Regions from separate parts of the Homo sapiens genome. Here region 2 is linked to region 1. Evidence: read pairs that join two places in POLR2A ChIA-PET (ENCODE). Cell type or tissue: PC-9. All regions are shown on one strand. Region 1 has its middle 17 kb from the start of TXNRD1. Region 2 overlaps TXNRD1 (thioredoxin reductase 1).

What was found. ChIA-PET counts read pairs that join two places held together with the same protein. Peaks named below come from ENCODE experiments on the same cell type or tissue, not always from the same donor. Only the 100,000 strongest peaks of a DNase experiment are listed, where the experiment ranks them.
Region 2: POLR2A ChIA-PET joins it to region 1 with 7 read pairs; 5 of 35 experiments call an interaction of 5 or more read pairs at or near these places.

Annotation. Positions count from the first base shown.
Region 1 is chr12:104,197,509-104,200,008 of GRCh38, forward strand. No RefSeq gene overlaps it. Among named protein-coding and RNA genes, the nearest start is that of TXNRD1, 17 kb to the right of the region's middle. In PC-9, no CTCF peak of the experiment used is centred here; no DNase peak of the experiment used is centred here.
Region 2 is chr12:104,346,180-104,348,679 of GRCh38, forward strand. It overlaps TXNRD1 (thioredoxin reductase 1), which reads left to right. Exons shown (of 17, transcript NM_001093771.3): 17 at 2,174-2,500. The coding sequence ends at 2,242. Among named protein-coding and RNA genes, the nearest start is that of EID3, 44 kb to the left of the region's middle. In PC-9, no CTCF peak of the experiment used is centred here; a DNase peak (open chromatin) is centred at 1,412; H3K27ac peaks cover 2,500 bases.

The sequences.
Region 1 (2,500 bases):
GGGATGTTGAAATCCCTTACTCATTGTATTGCAGTCTATCTCTCCCTTTAGTTCTATTAATATTTGCTTTATATATTTTGCTCCTCCAATGTTGGGTACATACGTATTTACAGTTATTATATCCTCCTGCTAAATTGACCCCTTTATCATTATATAACGACTTTTTTGTCTTTTTAAATAGTTTTAGTCTTGAAGTCTATTTTATCAGATATAAGTAGGCTGACTCTTGCTCCTTTTTGATTTTCATTTGCATGTAATATCTGTTTGCATGCCTTCACTTCCAGTCTATTTTGTCTTTACAGGTAAAGTCTTCCTTCCTTCCTTCCTCCCTTCCTTCCTTGCTTCCTCCCTCCCTTCCTTCTTTACTTCCTTCCTTCTTTCCATCTCTCTCTCTTTTTTTTTTCTTTCTTTCTTTTTATTTGAAATGAAGTCTTCCTATGTTTCCCAGGTCTCAAACTCCTGGGCTCAAGCAATCATCCCACCTCAGCGTCACAAGTGGATAATACTACAGGTTTGCCACACCAAGCCTGACAAAATTAGTTATTGTAGGTAGCAGATAGTCTTGTTTTCTTAAAAAAAATCTATTCAGCCACTCTATGCCTTTTAATTGAAGAATTTAGTCCAGTTTTGCATTCAGTGTGACTATTGATAGGTAAGAACTTGCTGCTGCCATTTTATTACTTGTTTTCTGGTTGTTTTGTAACTCCCGTCTTTCGTTCTTACTGTCTTCCTTTGTGGTTAGGTGATTTTCTCTAGTAGTATGTTTTAATTCTTTGCTTTTTATTTTTAATGTATTTATTATAGATTTATACGTTGGGTTACCATGAGGCTTACCAAAACATCTAATACATATAACAAGTTACTTTGAACAGATGACAACTTAACTTTGATCAAAATGAAAAGATGGGGAGGTGGGGATTGTTAATGGGTTTAAAAAAATAGAAAGAATAAATAAGACCTACTATTTGGTAGCACAATAGGACGACTATAGTCAATAATAACTTGATTGTATATTTTAAAATAACTAAGAGAGTTTAACTGGATAGTTTGTAACATAAAGGATAAATGCTTGAAGCTATGGATACCCCATTTTCCATGCTGAGATATTATATATTGCATGCCTATATCAGAGCATCTAATGTATGTCTATAAATATATATACCTACTATGTACCTGAAAAATCAAAAAGAAGGCCAGGCGTGGGGGCTCACGCCTGTAATCCCAGCACTTTGGGAGGCCGAGGAAGGCAGATCACGAGGTCAAGAGATCGAGACCAGCCTGGCCAACATGGTGAAACCCCGTCTCTACTAAAAATACAAAAATTAGCTGCGCATGGTGGCATGCACCAGTAGTCCCAGCTACTCAGGAGGCTGAGGCAGGAGAATCGCTTGAACCCAGGAGTTGGAGGTTGCAGTGAGCCGAGATCGCGCCACTGCACTCCAGCCTAGCAACAGAGCAAGACTCCATCAAAAAAATAAATAAATAAAAAGAAAAAGTTTAAAGAAAAAAGAAAAGAAAACAAACAAACAAAAGTACTTTAAGGCCAGGTGTAGTGGCTCAAATCTTTAATCCCAGTACTTTGGGAGGGCAAGGTGGGCAGATCACTTAAGCTCAGGAGCTCAAGACCAGCCTGGGTAACATGGCATCTCCACACACACACACACACAAAAATTAGCCGGGTGTGGTGGTGTATGCTTGTAGTCCCAGCTACTCAGGGGGCTGAGATGGGAGGATTACTTGAGCCCAGGGGGTCGAGGCTGCAGTGAGCCGAGATCATGCCACTACACTCCAGCCTGGGTGATAAACTGAGACCCTGTTACACACACATACAGAAAAAAAACTTGAAAAGTTTTAAACTCAAACTCCAATTCTCCTCTCCACATTCTGACTTTTTGTTGTCTCAATTTATATCTTTTTATATTTCCTATCTCCTAATAAATTATTATAGTTATTTGTGTAATATTTGTCTTTCAGTCTTCATACTAGAGCTATGAGTGATTTATATACCACAATTACAGTATTACAATATTCTAAATTTGTCTGCATACTGAATTTTACCAGTGAATTTTATATTAGCTTTGTGCAAAATTAATTGCAGTTTTGGCCATTGAAAGTAATGGCTGGGCATGGTGGCTCACACCTGTAATCCCAGCACTTTGGGAGGCTGAGGCAGGCGGATCACCTGAAGTCAGGAGTTCAAGACCAGCCTGACTAACATGGTGAAACCCCATCTTTACTAAAAATACAAAAATTAACCAGGCATAGTGGCAGTCACCTGTAATCCCAACTACTCGGGAGGCTGAGGCAGGATAATTGCTTGAACCCAGGAGGCGGAGGTTGCAGTGAGCTGAGATTGCTCTCCAGCATGGGTGACACAGTGAGACTCTATCCAAAAAAAAAAAAAAAAAAAAATTAATGGCAAAAACTGTGATTACTTTTGCACCAACATAATACCTTCAGATGATTTTCTTGTTGCATGTTAGGATCCTTTTCTCTCAGA
Region 2 (2,500 bases), 150 kb after region 1:
TATATATATATATATTTGAGACAGGGTCGCATTATGTTGCCCAGGCTGGTCTCAAACTCCTGGGCTCAAGCAATCCTCCCGCCTTGGCTTCCCAAAGTGCTGGGATTGCAGGCGTGAGCCACGGTGCCTGGCCAGTTTTTTATTTAGACTGATCAACGATGGCAGTTTGGCTTCCTCCATCTTTTTAACATAAGAACAACATCAATATGAGAAAAAACAGATAAGAGCTCATTTTGGTGGATTTAGTTTTGTATCCACATCTCCTACAAGTTCTATTTCTAAATCAGTTTCTGAGAAATAGAACCCAGGCTTGCAAATTGATAAGCCTGGAATTTGTTTAAATGTATTCTTTGGCTCTTTATTTTTTTCCTCATTATAAAAATGGAAAAGAAAGCATGTTTGAATTGCCCTTAATACCCCTTTCTAACACAGTTATTTTTATTATCATGTATTGTTTCCCCGTCCTCATCTGTACTCCTACATTTTTTTTAAACAAAGGAATTTTATTGCCTTTCCAAAAAAGTTGTACTAGTTTATAATGTCACCAGCATTGCATATAAGAGTGCTAATTAAAATGTTGCAAAATTCAGTGTCAATGTTTTTTCTATAATGAGTATAAAAAGGATAACTATTGGCCAGGCACAGTGGCTCATGCCTGTAATCTAAGCACTTTGGGAGGCCGAGGCAGGTGGGTCACCTGAGGTCAGGAGTTTGAGACAAGCCTGGTCAACGTGGTGAAACCCTGTCTCTACTAAAAATCCAAAAATTATCCGAGCATGGTGGCAGGTGCCTGTAATCCCACCTACTCGGGAGGCTGAGGCAGGAGAATCGCTTGAACCTAGGAGGCAGAGGTTGCAGTGAGCCAAGATTGTGCCGCTGCACTCCAGCCTGGGTGACAGAGTGAGACTGTCTCAAAAATAAAAATAATAATAAAATAACGATTTCAAGGATTTTAGCATATCTTTGCTAACAATGATGAGCCTCTTTCTTCTTATAATGATTTTTTTTTTTGGATATGAATTATCCATATTTTCTAATGCATTTGTATTTTAAAACTTTTTAAGATACTGGCCATTAGTATTTGGTCTGGATTTTTTTGAGAAGTAAAGGCTTTGTCACCCTCTGAGGCTAAAACAGACTAAAGACTTTTCTCAGTATTGTTCCTCCCTTACACAAAACTGTTTTCCCCCTTATTCACAAGTATTTTTGTTTTTACGTACAGGCAATCTTGAGCAGTAGCAAGTAAAGATTGTCTAAAACTGTCAAGTCCACAACCATCAAATGTTTGCAAGGATATGAAACAAGGAGAACTTGTTAGTCACTGCAAATGAGAGTATAGGTTGGTTCAGGTACCTTGAAAATCTAGTCAAGCCAAAGTTTCACCTGCCCTCTGACTCAGCAGTTGTACTCCAGCTCTGTGTGCAAGGAGATGTGCTGGAATGTCACAGCATCGTATTGCAAAGAGCATATTGGCAACAGCTTGGATGGCCAGCAGAAGGAGCCCAAATGTGTGATTCATATTCACTAGTCGAATAATTGAATACTACAATATACACCATATATACTACACTGTATGTGTTGTTCTATACTATAGTGATTGACTCGAACTCCATTCAGTGAAAAAAATGGAAGAATTAGCTATTTGTATCCATATGGGATACAAAAAAGCAGGGTAACAAAAGAATCTACATCATCTTGCCATTTGCAGGTAAAGCTTCTTAAAAAAACAAGAGAAATGCAGGAAGAAATGCCTAGGAATGATAAGACCAACTCGGTGGAGGGAAAGGAGGAAAAGGCCAATGGGGTGGCACACACAGGGCTAACTGGGCACTTTATACCCTTCTTTATATCCAAAATATTTTATGGTGAATTTCTTTTAGAGGGTTGACAAGCACCTGTGGGTACCTGATCTGTTTTAATCATCCTCATGCTAACAAAATTCTTCAGTAGATATAACCTAAATTTTTTTTCTCTTTCATCTTGGTTTTAAAATGTCTTCCCCCTTTTATTCTCTGGAGAAATAGAAGATATCCTTGATCATACTACTTCTCTGTTTTATTCATTTTGGTAGTCGCCTAAGATGGTTTTAATGCATATGGCATTATCTGAACTGTTCCCTGTTACCTCATTTGCTCAGGCATCTGAAGATGTTGTGCTTTCTCTTCCCCTGCAGGTATTCACAACATTGTCTGTGACCAAGCGCTCTGGGGCAAGCATCCTCCAGGCTGGCTGCTGAGGTTAAGCCCCAGTGTGGATGCTGTTGCCAAGACTGCAAACCACTGGCTCGTTTCCGTGCCCAAATCCAAGGCGAAGTTTTCTAGAGGGTTCTTGGGCTCTTGGCACCTGCGTGTCCTGTGCTTACCACCGCCCAAGGCCCCCTTGGATCTCTTGGATAGGAGTTGGTGAATAGAAGGCAGGCAGCATCACACTGGGGTCACTGACAGACTTGAAGCTGACATTTGGCAGGGCATCGAAGGGATGCATCCATGAAGTCACCAGT